Regions from separate parts of the Homo sapiens genome. Here region 2 is linked to region 1. A link is an interaction called in ENCODE POLR2A ChIA-PET data of the cell type or tissue named here. Cell type or tissue: endothelial cell of umbilical vein. All regions are shown on one strand. Links, peaks and the distances in the headings refer to the core of each region. The heading gives the core; the rest is flanking DNA. Region 1 overlaps MTMR12 (myotubularin related protein 12). Region 2 overlaps GOLPH3 (golgi phosphoprotein 3).

What was found. ChIA-PET counts read pairs that join two places held together with the same protein. Peaks named below come from ENCODE experiments on the same cell type or tissue, not always from the same donor. Only the 100,000 strongest peaks of a DNase experiment are listed, where the experiment ranks them.
Region 2: POLR2A ChIA-PET joins it to region 1 with 10 read pairs; 2 of 35 experiments call an interaction of 5 or more read pairs at or near these places.

What each region holds. Positions count from the first base shown.
Region 1 is chr5:32,271,422-32,279,756 of GRCh38, forward strand. MTMR12 (myotubularin related protein 12) reads right to left here. Exons shown (of 16, transcript NM_001040446.3): 2 at 5,261-5,321; 3 at 2,559-2,701; 4 at 412-484. Among named protein-coding and RNA genes, the nearest start is that of MTMR12, 37 kb to the right of the region's middle. In endothelial cell of umbilical vein, for the core only: no CTCF peak of the experiment used is centred there; DNase peaks (open chromatin) are centred at 3,310, 3,830 and 5,150; H3K27ac peaks cover 5,409 bases.
Region 2 is chr5:32,150,060-32,158,394 of GRCh38, forward strand. All of the region lies in intron 1 of GOLPH3 (golgi phosphoprotein 3), which reads right to left. Among named protein-coding and RNA genes, the nearest start is that of GOLPH3, 20 kb to the right of the region's middle. In endothelial cell of umbilical vein, for the core only: no CTCF peak of the experiment used is centred there; a DNase peak (open chromatin) is centred at 3,882; H3K27ac peaks cover 306 bases.

The DNA.
Region 1 (8,335 bases), core at 11-8,010:
ACAAAAACATTCGGAAGTGGAACAGAGAGAGGCTTGGCAGGAGAGGCTTGTTTAGTCAGCAGAAAAGACATCTTAATGCAATACAACAGACCTTTTTATCAGAGCAGCCTATAAAGTAAAACCTACACAGCTAACTCTGATATCAAAAAGTCTGATCAACATCTAGCATATAATGGTGTCGTGTGAAGTATTAAAAAGAACAGGTTCCAAGTTCAGGTCCAAACTCCTCTAGCTAAGTGACCTTATATAAACCACTTTACATCTCAATTTTAGCATCTATAAAACAGATTTAAACAAGATGATATATGTGAAAAAATTTTTAAAAATTATAAATGGTCATAAAAATATTATTATCATTATCACCTATACTCTCAAAGGTTGCCAACACCCCAGGGAAAAACAGATACTTACCTCCATAAATCTGATCAACACAGTGGAGTGTAATGTCATTTTCTCCTATAACCTTATTCTTAAATTGAGTTTCCTAGAAGATTCAAAAGGAAACAACTGTGACTCCTCTGCATACTGTTAGACATTTATAGGCAGAGTAAATCACCATTCTCTACTTGGATATTAAGAAAAATGGGGGGCCGGGTGCAGTGGCTCACACCTGTAATCCCAGCACTTTGGGAGGCCGACGCGGGCGGATCACGAGGTCAGGAGATCGAGACCATCTTGCCTAACACGGTGAAACCCCATCTCTACTAAAAATACAAAAAATTAGCCAGGCTTGGTGGTGGGCGCCTGTAGTCCCAGCTACTCGGGAGGCTGAGGCAGGAGAATGGCGTGAAACCAGGAGGTGGAGCTTGCAGCCAGCCGAGATCGCACCACTGCACTTCAGCCTGGGTGACAGAACGAGACTCTGTCTCAAAAATAAATAAATAAATAAATAAAAATAAATGGGGAAATGCAGCGACATTCCTAAAAAAGGGACGATGAAGTATGTGAGAAAAGCTCCTGAGATTCATTCTGAGACAGGGTTTAGTTCTGTCACTCAGGCTAGGCTGGAGTGCAGTGGGGCAATCTTGGCTCACTGCAACCTCCACCTCTCAGGCTCAAGCTAACTTTGCACCTCAGCCTCCTGAGTAGCTGGGACTACAGGCACACTCCACCACTCCTAGCTAATTTTTGTGTTTTTTTAGAGACATGATTTCCACATGTTGCCCAGGCTGGTTTTGAACTCCTGAGCTCAAGCAATCCACCTGCCTCAGCCTCCCAAAGTGCTGAGATTACAGGTAAGAGCCACCGCGCGTGGTCCAGAACATGCCATTTCTGGGCCCCTCCTAGGCAAACCCACCATGCCACACACAATCACTTTGAGAAGTGTGGGGAAGTTATGTACAGGTTAACATTTCTCCACACAAATGTGAACAGGGGATTGACAGAGCTACCTGAAGTCAGCTTCAGGAAGAACAAGAGATTCAAGTTTCTGGTGAATGCTCTCTTTGTACAGGACTATGAACCAAGCCCAAGGCCAGATGGAAGAGGCAGTACTGGTGCTGCTGTTTAAAAAACAAGGGTGATCTGGGACAGTTGGCACATTGGGGCCAGGATGTGCCTTGGTTGGGTTTCCACTAACATATGGTGCTCTCCTAGTGGTATGGGCAGTTCTCTCCTTACCTGATTGCTCATTCTTCATGAATAGGAACAAATTTCACAAGGCTACTGCTACTAGGTTCAGATTAAACATAAGGTGAGCCGGGTGAGGCGGCTCATGTCTGTAATCCCAGCACTTTGAGAGGCCAAAGCGGGTGGATTTCTTGAGCTCAGAACTTCGAGACCAGCATGGGCAACATGGCAAAACCCTGCCTCTACCAAAAATAACAAAATTAGCCAGGCGTGAATGTCACACGCCTATGGTCCTAGCTACTCAGGAGGCTGAGGTGGGAGGATTACTGGAGCCACGACTACGCCACAGCACTCCAACCTGAATGACAGAGTGAGACTCTGTCTCAAAAACAATTAAAAATAAAAAACAAAACAAAAACAGAGTGAACCCAAATTCAAAGGCTGCATTCACCATCGGTTTCATTACTGAACTCAGTTCCTGGGTTTAAGGAAGAGCTTAGTATAGAGAAAACGTGGGGAACTAGTATATTTGGAAGATGTTATTCCAGTGAGTGATATATATTGCACTGAAATACAGAAGAAAATTGAAAGTTGACACATGAGGTCAAAAGTAAGCCAGTATGACATGAGGCACGGGTGAGAAATTTCTTAACGGTCCTGCCACGGAAAGGAGACCCTGAACGACAGAGAGCAGGCCAGTGATGAGAAGGACTCCGTCCTTTGTGTGTATTTATGTGGGATGGTGGGGAGGGTGGGGATGATGGGAAGTGGAGTAACTGAGTAGCTGGGGGAAAAAAGACAACAGAGCTATTTTACAACTGTGCTATTCCCCCCAAACTTCACCAAATGCAGTTCATACATTCAGGATTTCTGTCCTTTGTGTTTATGTGTGTTAGGGGGTAGAGTAACTGAGAAGCTGGGAAAAAAAGACAACGGAACCACAACCACACTGTTGCCCACAAACTCTGCCAAATGCAGCCCATACATACATCATTATCCAATGCAGATTCATCATCACCCAAGAAGGCAATCTTGAAGTCTGTGCAGACAAGCCTCCCATAGACCCCATGCTGACAGGAATCTTCCTGGACATACTTCAGTACTGTGCTGGCTTCACAAAGCAGCTGTTCACCTGGTAGAAACCAAAACAGGTCCTCCTTAGAGTTCTCAGGGAACATACGATATGCAAACACTAAAGGCTTTCCAGCCCTATTTACATAAGGACAAACATACAATACAACACAGGGCTTTAGAACTTTACACTTTTCAGCATGGCAGGAGCTGCAAAAACATAAGAGAGAAGATGCGGCAGAGTGGAAACCACCAAGAAGTGAAATTGAAATGGCTCAGATACACCTCTGTGCAGGACATTTCTCTATCTTCTCACTGGGAATAATGGAAATTTCCAAATAGGTACTAATGATCTGAGCTGCACTTTCACGCAGAAATCTTAGTGTTTTCATTACTTTGACCCAAGCAGATGTTCCATAGAAGCAATACCCTAAGTGAACACAGATGGGCTTGCCCCAGTCTGCCCTAAAAAAACGCAGATCCCAAGCCCACTTTCCTGTGAGAGGGGGCAGCTTCTAATACTGGAAGTGCTGAGAGAGAGTGACAGTGCCTCCCTGGCCATGGGACTTCCAGGCAGCTTCCATAGATCCAGGAGGTGTTGCCGCCTTCCACAGCATGACCACCCTCGTTCTGGCTCCACGCTGGGAAAACAGAGGTCAGAGGTTTGTGGGGAAAAAACGTGTTTCCTCTCTTTCTTAGTTAAGCGTATTTCCTTTCAATGCGTCACCTCTCCTCCTCCATCTGCAGCACCCAGCCGACGTGAGAAGCTGCAGCCCCTGGAGACAGAAAGTATCCCTCCTTGCAGTCAAAAAGATGAGGATTAGGGAATAGGTCAGTATTCTCTGCCATCTGGAAGCAGAGGAGCTCACGGGGGCAGGCAAAAGAGAAGACTATGGGGGAAATGAAAAACTAAGTATAAATGTTTTGCAACAACAACAAAAAAAACCCAAAGGATTTTTCTTCTCATGCAACAGATAACCATCTTCTCCTTGGAATCTCCCACTTGATAGCTCCTTCAAGGTCTTTAAATTTACTTTTTGGCTCAAAATTTATTTAGTCTACCTTCAATATGAAAACGAACAGTTTCAGACACTCAGAAGGGACAAATATTATGGTGCTGTTCTCTCATCTTTCAAGGGGTTAATTACCTCTGGCTGAAACACTAAGGAAATACCGGAAGATGGCTCAGTCACTAGGTCAGCCTCTCAAGAGATCACAGTTTGAAGGAAATAATGAAGACAGGGCCTCATTAGGGTTTAAAATAGTCCCAGAAAAAGTGTCTCTGCCAAGTCCATGGGGGAAGACATGTAAGCAAGGCTTCCTGTGCTTTCACCTCCCAATACTTTTAATGGTGAAATACTTTTAATGGTGAGGCTCTCCCCAAGACCAGGCCAGCCCCGTCCCATGCTCATGTACTAGCGACCAGAAATTAGCATGCACTAGCTAATACAACATTCCTGGTGAGGCCCTCTGCAAACATGGCATGTTGTGCCATAATCAGCTGGTTTATACCAGATCACAGAGTCTAGAAGCACAAGAGTTGGGAGCTAGAAATGATCTTTGTCTAGTTTGTGAAACTAGGCTCAGAGAAGTTAACTGTGAACTCACCGCTGCACACCCACACCTAGATGAGACTGTGAAGTAATTCAGGAGGGGGGAGAATATGCATAATGCTAAGCTAAAAATAAAATTTCTGAATCTATAACACCAAGAAGAGAAAAACAAGAGGAGATAAGGTTTAAGTCATCACTATAGAAAAAAAGCCTTTGACATTTAAAAACATCAAAAAAAGTTATAGAATTCTTTTACCAAATAACGTGGATCAGTCAGAAACTTGCACAGATTTATATCCCCTCAATAAACTGGAATAAAATAAAAAGCAACAGAATAAAGCCTGTATTGTTTTGGGGAAATGTACCTTAAAGAACTTATTTTAAAAAAGCTATTTTGAATTAAGAAAAAGAAAGTAGAAAAAGAATTAAATACATGGATCACAGAATATCCCATATATGGAGAGGATACACCACCAAGTAGTTACTACTCCTGAACATGGAAATGACTAAAACTTAACTTAAGCTAAAGTCACTGTCCTCTACCTCAAAAATATTTAACCAATCCAGGCTCCTTCGCAATGACTGCAGGGCGAAGTGCTGGCAGCCCCAAGGCTGGTAAACCCCAGCATCCCCAGTACACGTGCTCACATGCACAAGTGGGTATGGACTGAGAGGTAAAGCCACCCACCAATGGTTGCCTTGGGAGGCCATAGCAGTTGAATTGTTTTCCTCAATTCCCTACAGATTGGGGATCAGCATACTGGAAGAGGCCATTAGAATGGCCTGAAAAAGTCCTCATTTGCTTGTGAAAGCAGTGAGAACATTCCAGGTTTATTTTCATCAGTTTGGGGGAAGAGGAAACAAGAAAAATTCTTTGCAGATGTTGTAATACTCAGACCCAGGTGTGTAGTTATTGAACTACAAACCTTGATATGTTTTTTCAATTCATTACTGTTATATGTGAGAAGATGAAAACAAAGGAGTTTAAATATAGCAAGGCTAGGGATGATGTAATTTATCATTGGCTTTGCCTTGCATAGGAGTTACTATGCTAACATGACAGTTACCTGGCAACAAGTGAAGAGTTACTTCCTTCTCTGTTACTTCCTTTTCGTTTGTGTGAATTTCCTAAAAGAGAAGAGCAAAGGATATTTTTCTTTGTTTAAGGGTTTAAAATGAATAACATTAAGCCATGCTTTCAGAATACACACTAAAATATCACATACCCTCAGGAGCTTTTCGTTTATGTTACAAGCTACTTTTTTTTTTTTTTTTTTTTTTTTTTTTTTTGAGATGGAGTCTCACTCTGTTGCCAGGCTGGAGTGCAGTGGCACGATCTCAGCTCACTGCAACCTCTGCCTCCCAGGTTCAAGTGATTCTCCTGTCTCAGCCTCCCAAGTAGCTGGGACTACAGGCGTGTGCCACCACGCCCAGCTAATTGTTTGTATTTTTAGTAGAGATGGGGTTTCACCTTGTTGGTCAGGATAGTCTTGATCTCTTGACCTTGTGATCTGCCCGCGTCAGCCTCCCAAAGTGCTGGGATTACAGGCGTGAGCCACCATGCCTGGCCCAAGCTAGATACTTTTTAAAAACAGGAAGTGTTCTAACTAAAGGAAGACAGAAAACTCCAAGTTATGGATATTTAATGTATTAAACTAATTATTTAGGACTGATAACTAGTAGCTGTCCCAAGTAGAGGGGGTGAGGTGGGCACTCCTTATCTCTCCTTATCTAAGGAACAACTTGAAGTGTCACATAGCAAAGCAAGGCTGCTCAAACACAGAATCTGAAATAAAAGAGATGGCCCAGCGTGGTGGCTCACACCTGTAATTCCAGCACTTTGGGTGGCCGAGATGGGCAGATAACTTGAGGTCAGGAGTTCGAAACCAGCCTGGCCAACATGGCAAAACCCCGTCTCTACTAAAAATACAAAAATTAGCCAGGCATGGTAGTGAGTGCCTGTAATCCCAGCTACTTGGGAGGCTAGGGCAGGAGAAACACTTTAATTCGGGAGGCAGAGGCTGCAGTGAGCCGAGATTATGCCACTGCACTCCAGCCTGGGTAACAGTGGGACTCTGTCTCAAAAAAAAAAGAAAAAGAAAGAAAGAAAAGAGACAACACGCCACAGCATGATCCCCTCTCCTTCCAGTGAGGATCAAGGGTTGAAAGCAAAAGATGATGTGTTCTTGAAAGAATATGGACACATAAATAAGGCCCAAAGGTAAGAATAGGAAAACATGAATGTATCAAGTCAGTATTGATCCAGCTAATCTACAGCACACCAGGGCTCAGTAAAGAGAGCTGGGACATTCTTTGTCCATTCAAAGTTACCTAAAACCACAAGACAGTGCCAAGGGATACAGTCATTTCTAACAGAGAATCAAGGCCAGTTTCTGGGTCACTGCTTCTCAGTAAAAATATATTCAAATGCCTCTACTTGGGGCTCAGTATTTATGGGATATTCAAAGATAATTAATTACAAACATGAATGAATGAATAGACCAAAGCAATGATCATATATGGCTGTTAACATAACAAAGAGAGGCACCATGGGCCTCCTAATAAAGTGTGCCACACCATCCAGGAAGTGTTCTTGCCAAAATATCTAACCTCAGTCTCCTTGAACTTCCACAGCAATCAGCCAATGTATCAGAAACACTGGGACAGAGAAACATGTCAAATAATACAGTGGGGATATAATCAGTCAAATTCTGACTGTGAAAAATTCTACAAGACACAACCAGTTTTGTCAACAAATAAAATCAGATTTTTTTTTTTCTTTGGTAGAAGGCCCTGGGTGGGAAATTTTCTGAATTTGTTAATTCAGACTGAAATATGGCATTAGAAGAAACTTGGGTACAGCCTATCTTGAGGCTGAAGAAGAATGTTAGGGCTTTTCCTGAGAACTCATTTTTGAGCATGGTATAAATTGGAGGTGACTAAGATGCCAGTAAACCAAGTCCCTCTGAGGCAGTGTGGTCAGATCACGTGGGAAGCTTGTTATCTAAACACTCTCTGGCACCCATAAGCCTGCGGACTTATAGTGCAGGGATGCAGGCTGGCTCTCTGATTTTGTAAAAAGCTCCCCAGATGATTCTGATGTACTGGTCTGGGGCTTAAGCAAGAGGAACTATTCCTGCATGTTAAAAGCTACGACTGTTTTGGTAATTTAAAAATTCTTGGCCAGGTGTGGTGGCTCACGCCTGTAATCCCAGCACTTTGGGAGGCCGAGGTGGACGGATCACCTGAGGTCAGGAGTTCCAGACCAGCCTGACCAACATGGAGAAACCCCGTCTCTACTAAAAATACAAAATTAGCCGGGGTGTTGGTGCATGCCTGTAATCCCAGCTACTCGGGAGGCTGAGGCAGGAGAATCACTTGAACCCGAGAGGCAGAGGTTGCAGTGAGCCGAGATTGTGCCTTTGCACTCCGGCCTGGGCAACAAGAGCGAAACTCTGTCTCAAAAAAAAAAAAAAAAAAAAAAAAAAAAAAAAAAAAAAAGTAAGTTATGGCTGGGCACAGCAACTCACACCTACAATCCCAACACTTTGGGAGGCCGAGGTGGGAGGACTGCTTGAGCCCAGGAATTTGAGACGGGCTTAGGAAACAGAGTGAGACTCATCTCTACAAAACAAACAAACAAAAAAATTAAAAAATCATCCAGGTATGGTAGTACACACCTGAAGTCCCAGGTACCTGGGAGGCTGAGGTGAAAAGATCACTTGAGGCCAGGAGGTCAAGGCTGCAGTGAGCCATGACTGCACCACTGCATTCCAGCCTGAGAAACAGAGCAAAACCGTGTCTCAAAAAAAAAAGTTACTAACCAAGGATCTGCAAGCTCCATTGAACTCAGAGCCTACATTCTTCGCTGCTATGTACCAATTCTAACAAACATGGTCTCCAGTTTCCCATTGCAAAAGAGAAAATCAATGTAGCATCCATTGCTTGTAAAGGAAACTCTTACCACAAAACTGATCAGAACAAATAAGAAAAATTCCGTTAGGAGAACTACTTCACATTCAAGGATCTGCCACACACAGCAGCATTCCCCAAACTTTTGGAGCTAGGTGTTGGTTTCACGGAAGACAATTTTTCCACGGACCTGGCAGGGGGGCAGGGGATGATTTTGGGATGAAACTGTT
Region 2 (8,335 bases), core at 231-8,230, 120 kb before region 1:
ATGGAAAAATTACTATAGATAGGAGTTTAGTAAAGTAGCCAGATTATATAAAATTAAACACCAGTTGTCATATACAAACAAAATACACATGTTAAAATACTAAAAAGTTAAAATATAATTGAAAAGACCTTTACAACAGCAACAAAAAGAACAAAAAATACCATGGCAAAACCTATATGAAAAGTTTAAAGTCTCTTGAAAGACTTAAAAATAGACTTGAATAATAGAAAGATATTTCATTCTTATATACAAAGTCTCAGCATTATTATTAGTTCTTCCTAAGTTAATAAATGTAATATCCCAATAAAAATAGCAACAGATTTTCCCTGGAGCTATACAAGTTACAAATAAAAGTTCCTAAAGAAAAAAAAAAAAAATAGCCAGGAAAACTTGGGGAGATAGCAACATATGTAGGGAACAGAAATGAAAGCTGTCCTACTAGATACTAAAATAGATTTAAAAGTCTCTAAAATTAAAATGATGTCACACTGGCACATGAATAGACAGACCAACAGAATAAATTCCAGAAACAAACCCAAGAACATACTGAAATCAAATACAGATTGAGTATCCCTTATCCAAAATGCTTGTGACTGGAAATGTTATGGAGTTAAGATTTTTTTTCACATTTTGGAATATTTGCATTATACCCAAATCCGAAAATCTGAAATCCAAAATGCTCCAATGAGCATTTTCTTTGATTCTCACGCTGGTGCTGAAAAAGTTTTAGATACTAGAGCATTTACAATTTCAGATTTTCGAAATTGGGATTCTCAATCTGTACACGATAAAAATGTCATCACAAATCAATGTAACATGGAAAGATGAACATTTTAAACAAACGTGTTGGGACAACCAGATAGTCATTAGGAAAAACATAATTGGATCAATTCCTTATTATACATCAATATAAATTCCAGATGGATCAGAGGCTGAAATGTAAAGTGAAATAACGTAAGTACTAGAAGACAAAATAAGAGTGAAAACCTTTATAATCTGGGAGTGAAAGAAAAAACTTCCCAGCTATTCTCAAAATCTAGGAGCAATAAAAGAGACTACCCATTTTTTTGGTAAAGTTTGCAGGGTAAAAATCATAGCAAAGTCACTTATATCACAGATAAATCTCTAGTATACAATTAGTTCCTAAAAATAAAGTTGCTTTTTTTTTTTTTTTTAATATTTTGAGGCCAGGCACAGTGGCTTACACCCGTAATCCCAGCACTTTGGGAGGCAAAGGCAGGGGGATCACCTAGGCCAGGAGTTTCAGACCAGCCTGGTAACACAGCGAGAGCTGTCTCTACAAAAAATGTTTTAAAATTAGCTGGGTGCGATAGCACATGCCTGTAGACCTAGCTACTCGGGAGGACTTGAGCCTGGGAGGTTGAGGCTGCAATGAGCTATAATTGCACTTACGCACTCTAACCGGGTGACAAAGCAAGATCCTGTCTCAAAAAAATATATATTTTGAAATATTCAATTTTTTAAAAGGTAACAGATGATGAAGTTCACAGAAGAAATGGAAACTGCTAAAACATACCAAAAGATGCTTTGTCATTCATAATAAAAATATACATTTAAAATACATGAGACCTTAACAGCAAAAAGAAACCCACCTAATTCAAAAAAAGGCAAAACATGTATATACAAACCATGAATTTGGATAAATATAGTATATGCATACAAGAAAACAGTATTCAGTCTTAAAAATTAAAATTCTGATACACAGATCTATGTAAAATTCTGATACATAGCTACAAAACATGGATGAACTCTGAAGACATTATGCTAAGTGAAATTAGCCAGTCATGAAAAGACAAAATACTCTATGGTTCCACATATATGGGGTACCTAGAATAGTCAAATTCATAGAGACAGTGGTTCCCAGGGACTGTGGAGAGAAGGAAATAGTAGCTATTGTTTAATGGATAGAGTTTCGGTATGAAATGATGGAGAAGTTCTGGAGAGGGATAGTGGTGATGACGGCACAGTGTGAATCTACTTAATGCCACTAAACTGTACCACTTAAAAATGTTTTAAATGGTACACTTGATGTTATGCATATTTTACCTTTTTTTTTTTCTTTTTGAGACAGAGTCTCACTCTGTTGCCCAGGCTGGAGTGCAGTGGCACAATCTCAGCTCATTGCAACCTCCACCTCCCAGGTTCAAGTAATTCTCCTGCCTCAGCCTCCCAAGTAGCTGGGACTACAGGCGTGCGCCACCATGCCCGGCTAATTATTCTATTTTTAGTACAGATGGGGTTTCACTACGTTGGCCAAGCTGGTCTCGAACTCCTGACCGCGTGATCCGCCCACCTCAGCCTCCCAAAGTGCTGGGATTACAGGTATGAGCCACCGCGCCTGCCCCCCCCAGCCTTTTTTTTTTTTTTTAAACTACATGAAATCATGCTTACCTATCAGACCGGCAAAAATCCAAAAGCTTGGCCGGGTGCAGTGGCTCACACCTGTAATCCCAGCACTTCGGGAGGCGAGGCGGGCGGATCACTTGAGGTCAGGAGTTCGAGACCAGCCTGGCCAACGTGGCAAAATGCTGTCTCTACTAAAAATACAAAAATTAGCTGGGCGTGGTTGCATGTGCCTGTAATCCCAGCTATTAAGGAGGCTGAGGCAGGAGAATCGCTTGAACTCAGGAAGCCAAGGTTGCAGTGAACCAGGATCACACCACTGCACTCCCACCTGGGCAAGAGAGTGAGACTCAGTCTCAAAAAAAAAACAAAAACAAAAACAAAAAAAAAACCCAAAAGCTTGACAGCATAGTTGGCAAAAATGAGGGAAACAGGCATTCTCATAACTATGATGGGAATGTCAAAATGACACCACTTTTACTGAGGGAAATTTGGGGATCTAGAAAAATCACACATAGATTTACCCTTTAACTTGACAATTCTACTTCTAAGGAATCCACTATGAAGAAACAGCCCCATAAATATGCAACAGTATATGCATATGGTTATTGTGATATTATCTGTAGGAGCAAAAGTTTGGAAACAACCCATAAATCCATCAATAAGGGACTGGATGAATATACAAAGATATATCTACCACATAATGGAATACTACAGAACCATAAAATATTTCTAAGTAATAGTGATAGAGAACAATCTTTAGAATATAACATGTAAAAAGCAAGGTGCACACAGTGTATGTAGTCCATTACCTTGTATATGAAGGAGAGGAGCAATGATATGAATATACGTATAGTTTTGCTAACAAAATATCAGAAAGATAAACTCTAACTTTTCAAGAACTACTAATGGGGGAAGGAAAGAATGAGGTAGAAGAAAGATGGAAATGAGACTTTTGAATATAACTTGCAATATAATTATATGCACTGAAAACAGAAAAAAAAAAAAAACTCCTGAAGAATGAAAACAACCGTATACTACTTAGTGATAGAGCCACAAAGAAAAGCTATTTTAACTTTAGAATACAGTATTTTGACTGCACATTCTTAATAAAAATACTACAAAGAAATTGTAAGCCAAACTCAAGTCAATTAGTAGTAATGTTGACATTTTTATTTTGAAACTGTTTTAATACAAGCGGTAAGCCAATGCAAATATTTGAAGAACCAAAATTTTCAGTAAGAAAAAAGATAAATATAAAACCCAGTAAGTTAAATAAAAATCTATAATGTTAAACTTGAACCAAAAACCACGTAAACAGATTTTTTTTCCTCTAAAATGTTTGCTAGCTCTGTCCCTTGAGGAAAATATATCCTATCTCTGTATACGAAAGAGTCCTACAAGCAGTAACAACTCAGTAACACTGAGTACACCCAGTGTACTCACACCAGAGTGTGGTCCATTCCCCACCAGATGGAAAACAGGATTCCTTGAAGGAATGACTGATTATAAGTCTGAAACAGGAAATGTACGAGTTGAGTCCAGGACATTGTGTTGGCCTTGCCAAAAAGCAAGAAATTATCAAAGGTTAATAACCTGTATCACAAAGAACACTGAAACCAACTTAGAAAATAACTCCCATAGGCTAAAAGTGAGACAATTTAAACATCAAGAAGAGTAATTAATATAAGTGAATGAAACACAATGAATATATATAAAACCGCAAGTCATAATTTTAAAAAAGAAAAGAGCCCATACCTCACTAGATACCACTGGAAGTAGCTAAGGCACAAACTCCTAACCCAAAACTTAGTAATTAAAATGAAATTAAGTGTTTATCCTGCCTTTTAAGTGCATAAAATGCACAGGATTATAAAGGAAACCAAATCAGTCATCAAAATATTAAAAATGAATTTGTGATATATGTGCTTTATTAGCAGATTAAACAAGTTCTAGTGGCAGATCTAATAACTATTATAATTCCAATGTAGTAGTGAGCAAAGACAGTATTCTGAGATATCTGCAATAACTGTGATGTGATATGAAAGTATCTCTGGTCTCTCTAGTGGTGACAAACTCACAGATACTATTAATACTTCTTTGGCTTGTGGCCTACAATTATAGTTGATGTAGATGTTAACTTTCAGGTATAGGTCACTAAAAATAAATTAATTTTTCCCCTCTCAAATGTTTCCTGAATTCTACAGTGACCCCAAGCTAAGAATCCCTAAATTAGATGAAAAGTAGGGGAAATTTCCAACAGGCAGATAGGTCTGTCACCAAATGAACTCACTGGTCTTCAAATTCTAAAACCAGACACTGGATGACTCCTGATGCAATGAACATGAAAACACATAGGATTATCTAAGAAGTCATCTTGGCTGGGTGCAGTGGCTCACACCTGTAATCCCAGTACTTTGGGAGGCCAAGGCGGGCAGATCACGAGGTCAGGAGTTCGAGACCAGCCTGGCCAACAGGGTGAAACCCTGTCACTACTAAAAATACAAAAATTAGCCAGGCGTGGTGGCATGCGCCTGTAATCCCAGCTACTTGGTAGGCCAAGACAGAAGAATCACTTGAACCCAAGAGACAAAGGTTGCAGTGGACAGAGGTTACAGTGACCCAAGATCGCACCACTGCAATCCCGCCTGGGCGACAGAGCAAGACTCTGTCTCAAAAAAAAAAAAAAATTAACGTTCTAAAATGTATTATGGTGATGGATACACAACTCTAAATACACTAAAAGTCACTGCATTGTTACCTTTTACTTTGTTTTTTTAAAGACAGGGTTTCATTCTGTCACCCAGGCTAGAGTGCAGTGGCTTGATCATAGCTCACTGCAACCTTGAACTGCTGGGCTGAAATGATCTGCCCACCTCAGCCTCCTGAGTAGCTGAGACTATAAGCAGGCACCAGCACACTCGGCTTTTTATTTTTATTTTTTTAGCAATGGGATCTCACTACGTTGTCCAGGCTAGTCTCAAATTCCTGGCTTTAAGCAATCCTCCTGCCTTGGTCTCCTCCAAAGTGCTAGGATTACAGGCATGTAATCCTGGATTGTACTGTTTAAATAAGTGAATTGTCAATTAAATCTCAATAAAGCTGTTACCAAAAAAACTAAGCCAAAAACTCCCCTTAAGCATTTCAAATGACTAAAGAAAGCCCTCAGCTTTCTGATTTTTTTAATTAGCAAAAGAGTAAGGCTATAGACTACATGTTTGTGTCCCCCCAAAACTCTCATGTTAAGATTCTAGCCGGAAGCGGTGGCTCATGCCTATAATCTCAGCACTTTGGGAGGCCGAGGCAGGCAGATCACCTGAGGTCGGGAGTTTGAGACCAGCCTGACCAACATGGAGAAACCCTGTCTCTACTAAAAATATAAAATTAGTGGGGCATGGTGGCGCATGCCTGTAATCCCAGCTACTTGGGAGGCTGAGGCAGGAGAACTGCTTGAACCCAGGAGGCGGAGGTTGCCGTGAACCAACATTGAGCCACTGCACTCCAGCCGGGCAACAAGAGTGAAACACTGTCTCAAAAAAAAAAAAAAAAAAAAAAAAAAAAAAAAAAAAAAGATTCTAACCCCCAACAGGGTCTCTGGAAGGTCATTAAGTCATGAAGGCAGAAGCCTCATGAATGCAATTAGTGCCCTTATAAAAGAGGCCCCAGAGAGTCCCTATGCCCTTCTGCCATGTGAGGATGCAATGAGAAGACAACCAGGAAGCAGGCCCTCACCAATTTCTTGTTCTTGAACTTCCCAGACTCCAGAACTGTGAGAAATAAATTCCTGTTGTTAGCTGGGCACAGTAGCTCATGCCTGTAATCCCAGCACTTTGGGAGGCTGAGGTGGGCGGATCGCCTGAGGTCAGGAGTTTGAGACTAGCCTGGTGGTCTCAGCCATGATAAAACCCTGTCTCTAGTAAAAATAGAAAATGAGCCAGGTATGGTAGTGTGCACCTGTAATCCCAGCTACTTGGGAGGCTGAGGCAAGAGAATCACTTGAACCTGGGAGGCAGCGGTTGCAGTGAATGGAGACTGCGCCACTGCACTCCAGCCTGGGTGACAGAGCGAGATTCTGTCTCAAAAAAAAAAAAAATCTGTTGTTTATAAGTCACACTGTCTATTGTGGTAGTCCCAACCTTTTTGGTGCCAGGGACTGGTTTCAGGAAAGACAATTTTTTCCACGGACTGGAGCGGCGGGGGGGATGGTTTTGGGATGAGCCTGTTCCACCTCAGATCCTATCGGGCATTAGTTAAAATTCTCATAAGGATCGCCTACCTTAGATCCCTCATCACATGCGCAGCTCATAACAGGGTTCATACTCCTATGAGAATCTAATGGCTGCTGCTGATCTGACAGGAGGCGGAGCTCAGGCAGTAATGCTCGCTTGCCCGCCCCTCACCTCCTGCTGTGCAACCTAGTTCCTAACAGGCCACAGACCAGTACCGGTCCATAGCCCGGAGATTAGAGATCCTTGGTCTATGGTATTTTACAGCAGCCCAAATAAACTAAGACAGATAACAAAACCAGTAAAGTAACTAAATAATGATTGGATTTGGGTGCCATCCACATGTGTAAGTTACTGGTAGTAATCAAGTTATGATTACGTTTTAAAAGTTCCCTTTTAAGCAATTTGTAACACAGAATGTATTTTTTCACAGAAGTAACAGCCAGGGCCCTCAGGGCCTCTATTCTCATGGTCTTCACTCAAAACCAGGGATCTTATCTGCCACTCCCTGGGAACTTGGACATCAGCATCCTTAAACCCACAACCTTTTGATGAGAACCAAATCCAACTCGGAAATTCAATCCACAAGTAACTTTTCATCATCCTTATGGGGATTCCAATCCTCAGCCTTCCTCCCTTTTTCCCACCAGTCTCCTCCGTTCTTTCCCTCATCCCCACCCAGCACAATAAGTTACTGTGCACATACCATGTGCAAAGCACTGTTCTGAGTACTAAGTACTGTGGGAGCTCATTTCAACCTTCGCAACAACCTTCTGAACTAAGTGCTATTATTATCAATCCCAATTCAAAGATGGGCAAACAACGCCAGAGTACACTACCTTCAACTACACCCTTACTAGTTTCCTAAACACATCCATTGTTTCCCACTGCATTCAACTAGCAAAACTCCAGCCCCGGATCAATCCAACTGTCACTTTTTCCATATCTGTACCTGTGTTTCTGAACTGCTGATGTAAAAAAATATTGAAATCTCAGTATATAAATGTACTGTCTCCAACTTAAACTAAACCTTTAATGATACTGGGGTTGGGCATAGTGGCTCACGCCTCTAATCCCAGCACTTTGGGAGGCTAAGGCGGGTGGATCACTTAAGGTCAGCAGATTTGAGACCAGCCTGACCAATATAGTGAAACCCCATCGCTACTAAAAATACAAAATTAGCCGGGCATGGTGGTGCATGCCTGTAATCCCAGCTACTTGGGAGGCTAAGGCAGAAGAATCGCTTGAACCCAGGAGGAGGAGGTTGCAGTGAGCCGAGATCACGCCATTGTACTCCAGCCTGGGTAACAAGAGCTAAACTCTGTCTCAAAATAAATAAATAAATAAATAAATAAATAAATAAATAAATAAAATACACACACACACACACACACACACACACACACACACACTGGGCAAAATCAGCTTTAAACTCTGTCTCAAAATAAATAAATAAATAAATAAATAAATAAATAAATAAAATACACACACACACACACACACACACACACACACACACACACACGGCAAAATCAGTTTCCCTACTCAGAGCTCTTACCACTCTCCATATCAGATATTTCAAAACCCCATTCTCCCCAAACCTCTAAAGCTCAGCTCATTTTCAGCAGATTACTTCACAAAAACAAACCAACTCAATAAACTCAATTTCATACATACCCACTCTTTTGTCTCGTTACAGTGCAGTCTGCCTAAAGCTAATCCTACCCATTCTCTCCTACTTCCCT